Linked DNA regions of Mus musculus: region 2 is linked to region 1. Evidence: chromatin loops called from intact Hi-C (ENCODE). Cell type or tissue: left cerebral cortex. All regions are shown on one strand. Links, peaks and the distances in the headings refer to the core of each region. The heading gives the core; the rest is flanking DNA.

Region 1 (7,653 bases), core at 1,522-6,521:
AGTCTTCACCTCCACACCTGCCTTTTCCCTGCGTCCTCTGGAGATCCGAGCCGTGGGCTGACATCTAGCACGTGGCTTTCCACCGGGCCCCTAGGCTGCCCAGCAGCACAGAGTTAGGCGGGGTGGGGGTGGGGCAAGGCCTGGCGTCTAAGCGCCTCTCCTCCCGGGGCTGAGGCTGGGGCTCTCCCCTCCTGCCCTCCATCCCTCGACACCGGCTTCATCACAGCCGGTTCTTTCCAGCTAGGGTCAGGGTGGCCTCCCCCCGCGGTGTCGCGGAGCTCAGGGCCAACCGCGCACCCTTATCTCGGCCGAGTCAGACACTCGCCGCGCGGAATCTGTTGACATTTACTATTGTTCGCAGGAGTCCGGAGCGCCGGGCGGGAGCGAGCGGGCGGGCGGGCGGGGCGAGCCGAGGGAGGGCCGCAAGTGGGAGGCCTGCGCTCCACGTGTGTGCGCGCGCGCGCGTGCTCGCCGGGGGGGTGGGGAGGGCCGTCTGCCTGGAAAATAAAAGTGGCCGGCGGGCCCGGAAGCTTCCAAAGCCGGCTGAGCGGCCCACGCCGGGAATTGAAGTGGTGGCGCGCGGGGGTGGGGTGGGGGGAGGTGGGTGCAGGAAGGAAGACTGGGCAAGCGGGCCGTGGGCTCGGCGGGGGAGGGGTGGGGACAGCTCCAGCCGCACGGCCCCCGGTGACCCACAGGACACAAGTGCATTTGTGCCTAGCCGTGGTAGGGATTAAAGTGCCATACGGCCCGAGCGAGGGGGGCGAGGCGGGTAGAAAACAACCAGCGCGCACAAAGCGCGCATTGTTCCAGCCACCTCCATTATGCCGCGCTGCAGCCAAGAGCCTGTTTCGCAACTGCCGTCCCGGCGATTGGGCGCGCGCGCGTACACACACACACACACACACACACACACACACACCTCCCTGACCAAGGCAGGGTGCACTCCATCGGGACTGGGAAGGGCTGCCCGGGTGGGTTGTGAGTAATGGGGACTCGCGGGTATCTTGAAGAGCTCGGCTGAGCTCTTTATCGGTTTTCGTCCTCGTCTTCTCGGCACTTTTCGTTTTTTTCTGGCTCCTGCCCCGAGCGCACCCCGGAGCGAGGAGCTTCCCCTGGGGAGGAGGCGACGGCGGGGGTGTGAAGTGGAGAGGGCGCGCTCTCAACCGCTGTCACCCGCGGATCGCAGCCCCAGGCGCACAGCGCTCGCCTGCTCTGCTGAAGACACGTGCGCAGCAGGAACGGGGACAGCATCCTTGCTTTCCAAGGAGAGGCTCCGGGAGCACCCACTCCAAGGCTTCCTGGCACTCTGGGACTTCCCCCTGTCGGGAGCGGAAGCTGTGGAATCCCGCACAGCGCTGCCTGGCCTGCCCGGGCGTGCGTGCCAAGTGGGCCAGCTCAGTCTCCTTTACACTAACCACACAGGGCCCAGGCCCTGGCCTCCTCTCTCTGTGGCATCAAGCGCCCTGCTTAAGCACGCTGAGAGGGAATTTAAGCCTGGGCAGCAACAGAAGAAGGTTCCCTTCTCCTTTGGGTGCAGAGTAGGGGGAGGACTAGAAGCCACCCCACTTTCCAGACCCCCTGCTGAGCCCTCTTGGTGGGCAGGTGGGGATCGAAGGCGCCCAGGCTCCGCAAGCTAGCGAAGTCTGGTTTCCTTTACGTTTTACAAGCTATAAATAAACTTCCCCTTGGGCGGATGAGCGCTGCGTCCAAGGGCGGCTTCCCGCCGAATCCGGCGGGCGGTTTACGATCTGGGCCAGGAGCTGGTCTTACGGCGGCCTGAGCCTAGGGTGGGGCGATGGCTCAGGGAAAGCTCAGAGGTCGTCCAGGAGTGGTCGAGTGACCCTCCTCTTCCCTGCGGGGCTGAGGCGCCTCAGCTCTGAGGGCTGGGGGTGGAGCCAGTTGATTTATGAGCCGTCACCCCACCCCGCCCCTCCCGTTTCACTTGTTTTCCTCATCTTCTCTAGCTCAAGCCCTGTTCCCAAAGCCTCACCCCGCAACCCTGCCCAGTGAGGGTTTGGCAACACCGGGCGGCTAGAGCACTGGCCGAGGGGCCCCGGGCGAGGAAGGGGGTGCAAGGGTGTGGGTGAAGCCTTTGGTGTTTTTTCATCCCTCCCACCCCACTCCCGTACCTCCTCCCAGAGCAGGCTAGCCAGCCTAGCCGGACAAAGCTGGGTGGCCAAAAAGCCTGAGAGGCTGAGATAAAGGGCTGGCCTCTAGGGGTGGGAAAATCCCAAGCGTTTGGGGTAGATCCCTGACTTTCTCAAGGTCACCGGGCGGGGGACTGGAACCATTGGCTCATACCAGAGCAGAAGCCATTGCATCAATCAGTTAACACCTTGCAAAGGTCTCCATCTCGCCGCCTCTTTAAGGGTGTTCAGTTTCCCAAGGAAGTACATAAAAGACAGGGCAAGGAAGGCACCGTGGGTCCCAAGACTGCTTTTCGTCATCGAGGGTTTGCTCTGCTTTGATGCTCACACTCACACTGTCTAGGTGGGAGGCCTGGCCTCCAACACACACGTGAGGACGATGTCTGTATGTGGGCCTAGATAGGAAGTGAAGAGTTGGAGGTGACTCAGGTAGTTGGCTACCTTCTTTCCATCTGAGATTTAGGAGAGGTGAGTTGGGAAAGCTCAAGAGAAGGCCCTCCTTAGCCTGGAACAACATCGTCCCTTTGCCCTCTGTTTGTTTAGCGCTTCCACTTAGCCTCCGCAGCTGGTGGCAGAGGGATTCCTGGCAGCATTAATCTCAGGACAGGATCCTAACCTTGATCCCTGGGGACACCCTCTCCCTCTCCATTCTCTGAGCCAAAAGTCACAGCGTACTAGTGCCCTACCACCATCACCTAACCGGACCAGGGGGAAGTTGGGGGGGTCTATAAAAGGGGACCTTTGGCAAGGTCTCCATTGTTCCTCGGGGGCTGGGAAGCTGACTCACTCTGAGCACAGAGCGATGCAGAGTGTTTTCTCGGCAGCCTTTCCCCGAGTGCTTTATTTAGACAGGCTTTATTTACAGTACACATGTTTTCGGCTCGTTATTCTGGAGGCGGGAATGGAAACTGGGCAGAGCTGTTTTCCCCCGTGAGCGGCGCCTTTAGAAGGGGTTGAGGATCCGGAGCCTTGAAGGATCCCGCTCTCGTTGGGCTCTCGTAGTCCTCAGTGAGATCCTATTTAAGAAAACTGAATGGAGCAGAAAAGGGTGCTGGGAGACCCACAGCGGGCCAACCCTCCCACAGTACTCTCTTACACCTGCATGACAGCAGGAGGGGAGGGCAGTGAGATATCTTGGTGACAAGAGTTCAGAGTGGGCCATAGAAGGTCACAGGACCAACAATCCGTTTAGTGTGAAAAATCTGAAGCCAGTCTGTTCCTGGAGCTTCTTCGTTTGCTTTGGACCTCCGGAGTTCCCTGGCCTTCATCCCCTTTGGTTCTGTTAGTAGTCTTGTGGCTGCTCCAGCTGGAGGGCCTCTGGTTGCCAGCCTGCAGTCAAGACAGATTTTTGGCAGCCTCTCAGTAAGTAGGGTGGTCCAGTTAGGGACTGCAGGAAATTGTTTGAGCTAGATTAAATATTTTACAAAACCTTTTTTTTTTGGGGGGTGGGGGCTATGGTTGACTTCAAGTTGGCAATGTTAAACCAAACAAAAGTTAAAGCGGTCTCTCTTCTGACTTTTAAGGTACGGTTCAGAGAAACGGAGGGAGTAGTGCTCTTTAGAGGAAACAAATTTAATGGCTTTTCCTCTTATTTTTCTCTACATCCTTCTCCCTGCTGTTAACAGAGTTTACTACTCTCAGGCATTGGGTGGTAGAAAGACTGCCCCCCCCCCGTCCCTTTTTGAGGGGAGCTGCAGCTGATTTGGTATCAGGTGGTTACTGAGTCCTAAGCCTAAAGCTGTTAGCTTCTGATTACTGCTTAAAGTTAACTGCAGCCTATCAGGGGTGAGTTGGCCCTAGAAACTGCAGGGACACTTTAAAGCTTGTCATTGCAGATGCCAGAGGCCTCTTTCCAGATCTTTCCCTAGGAAATGAAGGGCCTAAATTCTTGTTGCATTTCTAGCCTCCCTCCCCCCTCCCTCCTTGAGTCTCTGGCTGGAAAGTCTGAACTGCTTTTGAGGTTTGCAGTGTTTCCCTCCATCAAGCCTGCACCCCTTGGGCTTGGGTATGGCCCCCCCCAAACCCATATTTAGGCTGCCGTAGTGTGGGAGCTCTGCAGGGCAAAGCCCAACTGTGGCCACTCGAAAGGAGGAGGCCTGACCTTTGCAGGGAGAAGGCGGATTCACAGCCTGACACTCTGCAGGGAGACCGAGAGCTGCAAAGGAGCCGCAGGCATTGCCGTGGCCCCAGCAGCTCGAAGAAAGCTTGTGAAAGGAAACCAGCTCAGGGAGGCAGGAGGCCAGGAAGCTTCCGTGCTGTGAGTGTGCCCCTTTGAGACTGCACAGGCCACTGGGAGGAAGAGAAACTGCTTGGCTGGGAGGCAAAGTCAGAGTTGCAGTGGCAGACAATTGCTGGAGGAAGGTCCAGTGAAGATGAGTACCTGGAGATGGGTCATCAGATCGGGAGGAGACCTCTAACTGTCAGAAGTCCTGTGTATGAAGACCAGTTGGGTTTTAAACATTCATATTTGAGGTAACATTGTCTACCGAAGGTGGGGTTCTTTCCATAGAAAATAGCAAGCTCTTTGCTGCTGAATCCAAAGGGAACCCCCACATACCCCCATACTCCCATATACACATAGATTTAGTTGGGGCTAGGGGCTTCTGAAAATTGCTACACAGGCTGGTCAGGTTTAGAGGAGAAAGACTCCAAGGGCCTACCCATTCACAGGAGACAAGATGGTGTCCCTTTGGGGCTGGAGTGGCGAAGGTACAGTGAGCCGTTGTGCTGAGTCGGAACCCCTCGCTTCTCCAGCCCGGTTACTTCTACACATGTCCAATTTTGGTGTCTGAATAAAAAAAAAAAGTAGCACAGAAACAAAACCATATGACAAGACTGGCTGCAAACCTTAAAGAATTGAGGGGGGAGGGGAGGGGTGGCCTGGAAGGGGGAGGGGAAATTATTCGAGACTGGGGGGTAGAGGGAAGCAGTTTTGACTATTTTCTAAATCCCACCCACCCACCCACCCATGCTGCTGATGCAGTTCCAATTCCTTCAGTAGATGCCTCAGCCCCGGTGCTCGGTGCTTGAGGGAGTGTGGAATAACAATCTGCAGAGGAGACTCTGCCACAAGAGGCAACTCAAAGTGTAGCCGGGGAGTGCCGAAGCTCAGACCAGTGGCAGGAAGGCACCCCACCCCCTGCCTCTGCCATTCGGTCCTCCTTAAGGTCCATAGCCAAGAGGTCGATTAACACACTGCACACACTGCAGTCTGGGGTGGGGGTGGCAATAAGGGGAAGCGTGGCCACAGGGCTTCTCCCAGCAAGCTAAGTGGAGGCTGCCTATTTCCCCACCCTGACCCAAAGTCCTGAGATTCATCTCTTTAGAGGCCAGCCAGAGACCTCTAAGGACAGTTAGACTTTCATTGAGCCTTTCCATATCCATTGCTCCCCTCCCCCCTTTAAAAGGTCTGTTTCCCCTCCCCCTCCAAGTCCCCAACCCTGCTTCCTCCTGTGCAAGAAGGGGTCACTTGTCACTTGTGTGACTCTTTGGAGTCCAAGGGCCAGGAGCTTTGTTCTTCAGGGGCTTCCCCTCCTAAATTATCCCCATTTCTGTATATTATTTATCCCCTACACTTACCCGAATACAAACAGCAGGGTTTTATAATCTCATTATCATAGGCCTAGGTCTGGGTGACCTCGGAGCTGCCTTCCCATGGGGTACAGTCTATTACGTAGCAAGCTGGAGTTTCCACCATTCTCTCTCTCTCTCTCTCTCTCTCTCTCTCTCTCTCTCTCTCTCCCCCAGGCTCTGAAATCCCAGTAGTGGTGGCTATAAGGGATATTTTAGACTGTGTTGGCTTTAGGTCAGGCTACGAGAAGGCCCCCAGGGGCAGCCTGAGCAGCGGGAGGACGAGCCCTTCCAGTGCCCAGTTGCTTTGGTCCCCGGAGCAGATGGCAACTTTGTCTCCTGGTGTGTGCTTCAACACATTCAAAAGACGGCGCTCAGGCGAAGCCTCACTGACATTCACAACCGATTAAAGACCCGAGCCGGTGCCAGGCGCAATGGAGGGTTATGAATTAATCATGGGGGTTACCGATATCTGAGGCTCCCCAGGGCAGCCCCTCTATTATTAAGCAGCCCCACTGCCCATTCCTGACCCCCACCCCCTACCACAAAGGGGTAGGAGCAGCGTCTTTCGCACTGCCCCAATTAACAGCCACCCTCCGCGAGGTCTCAGGCCGAGTTGCTGGGCCTGCCAGACACTCGGAGCAGAAAGCCCAACCTTTGGGACAAGCTGGAAGCAAACCCTGGAGTAAAGGCTCAGTCCCTGAGGCTCAAGGACACCTCTATCTACCCTTTTCGTGAGACAGGGTTCCAGGCTGGTGGGCGATGTCCGAGGCCACCCACAGGATCTTGGTGTCCTAGGATCCCAGAGGAGGCTCAACCTTGAGGCTCTGGCTATGTTCCAGACATGGAAAATTAAAAAATAAAAATCAGGTTCTTGTATTCTGTGAACCCCCTTCGCAGCTCCCGGGCCTCTTCGGAGCAGAATCTCCTAACATCTCCATGCTCCAAGCTGCCTGGGGTTGGCCTAAATGGCGGGTACCCACGGGATCTCAGGCACACATCTCAGCCACGGAACCGGCTGTCTGCGCTGTCGACGTATTGTTCTCGTCTCCCCTATTTATTTCTCAGGCCTGCCTGGCCACAGATTTCTGCAAGACGGAGCAGTCCTCGGGTTCCTCCTGCTTCCAGAGGGGCCATAAAAAACAGATGGTCTCATTAGGAACAATTTATGCATATATATTTCGAAGAGTTCAGCAGAGTGGGGTAGGTTTGCAGCCCCTGCGTCAGGCAAGAGCAAAATATCACCACTTGCAAATGTTTCCAGTTTGCAAAATAATGGCCTATCCAAAGTAGCTAAGCAACGAATTACTCAAACACTAGAAGGTTGGATGCCAATATTATCACATTCGTCCTGTTCCTCAAACCGTCCTTCTTCTCGGCCATTGGATTTCGGAGGGAGGCTCCCGGGCCTCACACCCCTAAGCCTGCGGCTTCCTTTCAATGACTATTTCCAATCTCCAAGTCAAATCACTTATTAATTATAGAGGCAACTCGAGCAAACCCAATTACCCGTAGGCAACCCTTCCCAGATGGGAAGTCTGTCTCGCTCGGCTCCCACAGTGGCCCAAGTTCTGGGGGGGGGGGGGCTTCTTTTGCGTCCTATTTCTTTTCGTCAGTGCCCCTCCAGCGGCCGGAAATGTTTCTTTTCCCAGACCCTTCTTCCCAGAAGCAACTCCTTTTCCCTACCCTGATCGCTTTCCATCCTTCCAGCTAGGAGACATCCATCCCCGCCCCACAAGAGGCGCTGCCTTCAGGCTAAATTTACTGCCGCGCCAGGTTTAAGCCTTAGGCGTTGTAGACCTGGCGTTGGAATGGCGGAAGCTTGAGACAGAGCCCTATTCATTTGTAAAGGATGGCTGAGGGATTCGCTTGGTTAGCAACCCCTCGCTCCCACTGTCCTCCCTTCAGGCCTAGCTCGTGGCTTCTGCGCACCTTG
Region 2 (7,653 bases), core at 1,649-6,648, 170 kb after region 1:
TACACACACACAGACACACACACTTTTTCAAAAAGAAGTGCTCAGCCAGGCATGTGGCGGATGCCATTAATTCCAGCACTTTGGAGGCAGAGGCAGGCATGAGTTCGAGGCCAGCCTGGTCTACAGAGAGAATTCCAGGACAGCCAGGGCTATGCAGAAACATCCTGTCTTACAACCCCTCTCCCAGAAAAAAAGGAGGGACCATAGCCCTCCTCAAGCCAAGGAGAAACGCCTCAGAAGGAGCTGACCCTTGACCTGTTCAGAACCATGAGAAAGTAAATACGGGGTGTCTAAGGTCCTCGGCTGGCTGGCAGTACTCTTCTTTCTTGTGGTGCTGGGGATTGGGCCCAGGGGCTCACAAATGCTCAGCAAGTGCTCTACCCTTGAGCTACACCTGCAGCCCTCCTTCTCCTTCGTGAGACAGGGTCTTGTCTTTACCTTGCTCTATAGGGCAGGCAGGCTTGGCCCTCCAGTCCTCCATCCTCCGCTTCCTGCATGGGCCCAGTTAGTCTGTGATGTTTTGTTGTGTGAACCTGAGCAAACAGAGACAATTGTCCCCAAATCTCCTTTATAGACGTCCCAAAAGGCATGACTGAGGGTGGGCACACTTGCTTAGAATGCTTCTGTCTAGGGGTAGCTTCATCTGCAAACACAGAATGCTGCTTTGATGAGACTAAATGCAGGTCATTCAGGGGGTCCTGGCCTGGCCACTGAGGGCTGACCTCAGAATAGATCCAGATGTCAACCAGCTTGAGAGAAAAGAAGACTGAGGTAAGGAGCACCAAGACAGGCCCTGCTGGCCTAGGAGCACTGTGGACACCCCTGTGTATCCCAGGCCTGTCATCTAAGGTGCACAGTTATCTCTGAGGACTTCCTCCTCCTGTGCTGTTTCCACTGCACAGGGATCCAGGCCCTCTTGGTCCCATGCATTTTTTATTTTGCTATATTCTTTCCATTGTTCTGATGTGAATAATTTAAAGTGATACAAAAGGGGACCTATTAACTCCCGGACCCCACCCCCACCCCCGGAGCCCATCTCTTTCCTGTTGTGCCCTGTTGTGCCTGCAACACCCTCTTGAACCTTTTCCTCAGGTCAACACATGCACATGCAAACTCGTTCCTCCTCCCTGCTCAGGTCTCAGTGGACAGCGGATGTGACATTTTTGTGTCTGACTCTCTCAAGCCTCTCTCATCGCCTTTCGCTCCTTGCATTCTCTGAGGTAGTACATGTGAGGAAAGAGCTGTTTCAATTTGAGAAGTAGCTTGATCTCTCTCTCTCTCTCTCTCTCTCTCTCTCTCTCTCTCTCTCATCACACATGGTGTGGCACTCCCTCGGGGGCTACCCAGGGAAAAGGGAAGAAACAGTTGCAGACAAGATTTGTCCCTTTGCTCTCGATGAAGGCATGCAGGGTGAGTTTTGGAGTCATAGCCACTTAGGGGATTTTGTGTGTAGCCTGGATCTTCCAGGCGAAGGCAGAGCTGCAGCTGGCTGCTGGCATTGTCTGCAAAGCAGCCTTGAACCAGGAAGCAGGCTGGACTCATCAGGAGAAGGCATAGCCAGGATTTCCTGAAGGTTCTGGCCTCGAGCCTGTAACCCAGCACTGTCCAATAGAAATAGAACTTGAACAGCATTCAAAAGAAAACAGGCGAGGGTAATTTGAATAATATATTTTATTTATTACCATTTATCCAAAATATTACCATCTCAGTATGTAATGTAGGCAAAAAAGATATTAATGAGGTGTTCCACATTATTTTCTTGAAACTGAGCCTTAGAAATCCCCCTGCGTCTTTCACACTTAACAGCAAATCTCAATTTAGAACTGACCACATCTAAGCAAGCTCAATAGCCACATACAGCTGGTGGCAAGCATACAGTGATAGTCTAGCCTAACCAAGCCTGGAGGCCGCACTCCAGCCTGCTGCTTAATCAGTGGCATGCAAATGCCCGCTTCCAGTACACTTGAGGAGCTGGAGAGGGGCCCCGCGAAGAGCGCACAAAATCAGCCTCCCTGCGTTACTATTGCTAGCACTGTTCATCCTTAATGCGCTGGCAGAGCTGGAGTCCAGCCCTGTTGCCAGTGGCTTCCAGTTCACACACAGGGCTCTGCTGGGAAATTGTTGACCCACATTCTCTTTTCGGGGAGCTAAGTATATAGTCTCCAAGTGATCTGGCCCTGTCCCCCAGCTGGGGCCTCACCTCCTAGGTATGTGTTTCTCCCCCTTGCCTTAGGTCCCAGCACCCCTCTGGCCTGTCCCTTCTATATATAGCTCTCTGTGGTGACAGCTGGCCCTGGGATGACTCATCAGCCACCGTGGGTGTCTCCGGACGGAACCCTGAACATTTATTCATAGGGTGTTTTAGCAGCTTCTGGTCTCTTCCTATCAAGTCCTGTCTTGGGGAATTGTCCTTAAAAAAAAAAACAAAAACAAAAACGTGGAGATTGAGGATTTGATTAACAAGTAGGCCTCTAGCTGCAGCTCTCTGGGGGCTGTGCAGGCTTGACTTGGAGAAGTCTGTCAATGGTAAGGAATCAATCCCCTCTCGGATGTCTTGGATAGGAGCATTTCTCGCCTTTGTTCTGAATGCCTAACTAGCCCTGGACTGCCTTGGCAGTGGGGCCCAGGAGATTCCAGCTCCTTTCTGAAGTTTCTAGGGCTTCTCACAGGACTGCTGGTAAAGCCTATCTCTTGTTAGTGGGCCATCAAGGCAGTTGGCAATACTGGGCCAAGGAAGGCAGTTTGGCTCACCTGAGTGCCACCCTGGGCAAGTCCTTTCCCGTAGCTGAGCTTCTGATTTCTCTTTTGCATGACCACTGACCACTGTACCACTGTACCACTGTGAGGGGCCTCCTGTGACAACTGTCATTACTGTCCAGCCAGACCTATTACTTCTGTTTCCCCCAAAACAAACCAAAGTGAGGATTTGTAGGGGAATCCAGACACACTATAAGGGCAGAGCAGAAGTAGGGTGAGAAGGGGAGAGAGCCAACCAATTGTAAAGTTCTCTACAAAGTGCCTTACTCAATTTGGGCTACTACAGCCAAAAACCATAGGCATGGTAGCCGACAAGACATTGAAGTAGTCCTCACAGTTTTAGAGGTTGGGGGTCAGTTCTGGGGAGACTCCTTTCTAGGGTGTTCCTCCTTGCACCCTTGTATGTGTAAAGAGGGAGGAACTCTGAGGTCTCTTTGGCCAAGGTACTAGACACATTGGGCAGGGTTCTACCACCCTCACCAGAGTGCATCATCTCCCAAAGGTCTCATCACCTTAAGAGTTGAGATTTCCCTTCATGAATTTAGAGGACAGACCATTCCTTTTGTAACAAGAGACTCACCCTAGCTTCAGCCCATAGTGAGTTCTGGAGGGGGAAGTTACACGACTCATCTGTCTTAAATGTTGGAATGAATCAGGCCTTTCTGGCAATCAGGAACCCTACTGTTGAGTTACTTCCCATGTGTGTGTGGGGGGGTATGTGTGTTGTGGTGTGTGTGTATGTGTGTGTGTGTGTGTGTATGTGTATGGTGTGTGTGTGTGTTGTGTGTTGTGTGTTTGTGTGTGTGGTGTGTATGGTGTGGGTGTGTGTTGTGTGTTTGTGTGTGTGTGTGTGTATGGTGTGTGTGTGTGTTTGTGTGTGTGTGTGTGTGTGTGTGTGTGTGTGTGTGTGTATTTGAGATAAGGTCTCACTATGTAGCTTTGGCTGGCCTGGGACTCACTATGTGGACCAAGCTGACCTGGAATTTAGAGATCTATCTACCTCTGCCTCCAGAGTGCTGCTTTTAGAGGCCAGCACCACCACACCCACTGTGTGAGAGGGTTTTGTTCTCAGCTGTCCGGTAGCTTTCTTCCTTTCGCCCACCTCTTTGCCCCAACTTTGTAGGGTCTCATCTTCAGGTCATCCCACCACCAGGGCTTCTCAGACCTGTCTCTAGCTGCAAGCCTTGTGGTTTTTCACCTCAGTTTTCAGCTTCTAACTCCCGTCCTCCAGCCTTGGTTTTCCTTCTGTGCCCCTCGGGACTTGAAGTAACTTGACCAGAGGGCTGCTGGGTACGTGGCTGTACACAACCCTTAACTCCTGTCCCCTTTTATCACTCACTACTGTGACCAAGCCCAGGTAGAGGGGGCATGCAATACTGAGTCTACCAAGGCACCATCGTCCCTGAGTTTTCCATCCACTAGTGCAGATGAATTCATTTTCCATTCTCAGGAATTCACAGTTTGAATGATTCCCCCGCTGGAGTCATCTTGCTGCAGCTGGGATTCTGTTTATCGCAGGCTGAGGAATTTGCTTTTCCACCCCAGTAGAATTCTCTCCCCACGCCTTCCTCCTCTCGTGTCCCCTCCCTTTCTTCCCCTCCTCCCTAGTTCCTCTCATTTTCCTTTCTTTTCTAGCACTTCTTGGCTCCCCTTCCACTTAATTCCTCCCTGATTTTCCACTTCCCTCCTCTGCTCCTCTCCATTCTTCCTCCACACCCCCTTTTTGGTGTTCTTAGGGTGACAGTGACCCAGGACAGAGCCAGAGCTGTTACGCTGTGTGAGAGAACACTCCAGAGCCTGCAGGCAAACCCACGCCTGAGGTGAGCAGCCACAGCAGGGAGACAGTTGACAAGTGTCCAGGGACTGTGTTCCTGATTCAGTCACTACAGAGCCCTATTATTTCTAACTTAAAAAAAAAATAAACCAACGTTACTTGATGCAAGGCACCACATGCACTTGATATTTGGTCACAGTGGAATTGAAGAAGGATGCTTTTAAGAGTGTCATTAAGACCAACACTATTTGAGAATTTTACGGAAATTCCATTGAGTTCTTTGAAAAGAAGAGTGCTACCTTGCCTTCCCAACAATGCTTTTTCTTCCTGTTGTTCCCTTATTTCTCCCATCACGGCTCTGGCTTATTAGCGTTTTCACTGCATCAACCACAGTGTACCCGTGATCCTGGGACTTTCGAGCCTGTGGCATCTAGCCATGTGAGTCTGCTCTTGGAATCTTGGGTTATAGTCAGCCAGCCTTGGAGCAGGAGGAATCCAAGTGTCAGTTTCCCATCTTCTACCTCCGACTAATTTTTCCTATGGGGTGTCTGCACTGGGAACAAAGATCCCCTGGCCCAGGATTGTGTAGTGATGGCTAAAAGTCACACCAGTCGAGACCATGCCAAAGAAATGAGGTCAGAGCTTTGGTCTGTTCACTTGATACCACAGGGGATGATGACTTTCTGGGCACAGACAGTCCTACCTTGGTTGTCTACCCATAAGCAATGTTGCCCTGTTTTCCATTTGTCACAAAATGTAGGGGAGAGGATGGCAGGTGGTCCATGGTGACTGGTAATCACTGTAAACTCACTGGAAGGAGAAATCTAGAAACACTAAGGTAATTGCGTGACGTGCTGACATCTTGGTGAGGTTTGTTGAGAATCTGCTGACTTAGTTAGGGTTTACATTGCTGTGAAGAGACACCATCCATGACCAAGGCAACTCTTCTAAAGGACAATATTTGATTGGGGCTGACATACAGTCCAGAGGTTTAGTCCATTATCATATGGAGAATAACATGGCAGTACACAGACATGAGAGTTCTATATCTGGATCTGAAGACAATGAGAAGTGGTGCCGATACACTGGCCAGGCTTGAGCTTCTGCCATCTCAAAGCCTGGTCCCTAGTGACACAGCTTCCTCCAACAAGGCCACCCTTCCTAATAGTACCCCTCCCTATGGACCTATGGGGGCCATTTCTATTCAAACCACCACACCGACATATAACAGAAAAATATGCAGACCATGTACAGATCCTGTGTTCTTGATCTGTGAACTCTTCCCCTGAGATCAGTCATTCATGAGGCAGGAGCCTTGTTCCCTTGGCATTTTCTTCTCTTTCTGCCAGTCCTGAGACCCTTGGCCTCAATGTCCCTGAGTGTGAATATTTCTATGATTAGGATTTGGGCAGTAAATTATCCTTTAGGTGGTAGTCTATACTATCAACCATCTTTCTCCCAGGGGACCGAGACATTCAGTCACAATGATGGCCTGTTGGTGCTACTCTCTTGGCTTCCTCCTTGGCTTCTCCATGATGCTAGGATTACCTTCCCAAGAAAGTCCACTTATAGCCTTACCTCAGCCATAGCTTCTAGGGTAGTGAGAAGCTTCAGATCTAAAGCTAGTCTCTGTCCTCTCAGGGTAACCCATCCCCCGACTCAGCACTCACAATCCGTAGTTATGAATACTCCCTTGAGAGAGCCTTTAGAGTCTGAGTTTGGAGCAGAATGCAGGGTACATGAGGACAGAGAGAATGCACATTTTATTTACTGCATGCTACACATCTAGTATTCGCTCTGTGAGAAAGACTGGCTGCACAATGCCCAAGATTTTCATTATTCCTTTTAGAATTCTTGTGTGTGTGTGTGTGTGTGTGTCTACGTGTGTGTATTTGTACATGCATGGGGAGGCCAGAGGACAACCTTAAGTGTCATCTTCAGAAACAGCAGCCACCTCAGTTCCTAAGGACAGGGTCTCTTCAGTGGCTTGGACTAGCCAATTGGCTCCCAGGAGCTACGGGGATCATCTTGTCTCTGCCTTCCTTGAGCTAGCAAGACATATGCTAGCATATCTTGTAGCATATGCAGTATGCCTGGCATGTTTATGTGGATTTTGAACCCAAGTCCTCATGGTTCCAAGGCAAACACTTGACTAACTGAACCATCTCATTAACCTTCCTTACGGCTTTCTAGCCATTTACCCTGTGAGGTAGTTTTATTTCATTCCTTTCGAGACAGCATGACATGTAGCCTGGGCTGGCTTTGAAATCAATGTGTAGCTAAGGGTGGCCTTGAACTCCTGATCCTCCTGCCTCTAATTCCCAAATGGGAGGACTACAAGCAGATACCACCATGCCTCGCTCTTCTAGTTATTTAATTTTGGTTTGCATCTTTTTTTGGCTTATTTTTTAAATCCTCAAAAGAGTAGGTTTCATTTTGACGTCCCCATGTACAATGATCATGTACTTTGGCCACACCCACTCCTCCATTGCCTCTCTGGCTCCTTTGGGGTGGTTCTAAGTATTTTCTAGACTTATTTTGCTTTATGTGTACCAGGGTTTTGCTTGTGTGCCAAAGAGTGTTTTGTATGTGTGCCAAGTGTGCGCCTAGCACCCTCCAGGCAGAGGAGGGCATCAGATCCCCCTGGAGCTGGAGTTACAGATGCTCGGGAGTCATTATGTGGGTGCCAGGAGCTGAACACAGGTCCTTTTCAGGAGAAACAAGTGCTCTTAACTGCCCAGCCATCTCTCTAGCTCCTTTTGGGGGCCAGATGATTTTAAAGTATACAGATTTTATTTCATGTTAAAATGTATTTATTTTTATTTTATTTTTATGTGTCTAGATGTTTTGATTACATGTCTGTCTTTGCACCATGTGCATCTCTGGTGCTCATGGAGGCCAAAAGGAAGCATAGGGACCCCTTGGAGCTGGAGTTACAGATGGTTGTGAGCTGCCACATGGATGCTGAGAATTGAAACTGGATGTTCTGGGAGAGCAGCCAGTGTTCTTAACCCCCAAGCTATCGCTCCAGACCTCAAATACACCATGGAGCTGCGGTTATAGCTCAGTGATAGAGCTCTTGCTTAGCTTGTGTGAGGCTCTGGGTTCTATTCTTAGTACCT

What was found. Peaks named below come from ENCODE experiments on the same cell type or tissue, not always from the same donor. Only the 100,000 strongest peaks of a DNase experiment are listed, where the experiment ranks them.
Region 2: it touches region 1 in a loop (2.5-fold over the local background); 4 of 42 quality-filtered maps call a loop at or near these places.

What each region holds. Positions count from the first base shown.
Region 1 is chrX:12,000,007-12,007,659 of GRCm38, reverse strand. It overlaps Gm34301 (a long non-coding RNA gene), which reads right to left and starts at 5,513. Exons shown (of 4, transcript XR_003953093.1): 1 at 5,114-5,513; 2 at 4,808-4,935; 3 at 4,249-4,576; 4 at 2,924-3,476. In left cerebral cortex, for the core only: no CTCF peak of the experiment used is centred there; DNase peaks (open chromatin) are centred at 3,431, 4,402, 5,294, 6,140 and 4 more places; H3K4me3 peaks cover 512 bases; H3K27ac peaks cover 347 bases.
Region 2 is chrX:11,834,378-11,842,030 of GRCm38, reverse strand. No RefSeq gene overlaps it. Among named protein-coding and RNA genes, the nearest start is that of Gm26314, 12 kb to the left of the region's middle. In left cerebral cortex, for the core only: no CTCF peak of the experiment used is centred there; DNase peaks (open chromatin) are centred at 2,288, 2,562 and 4,271.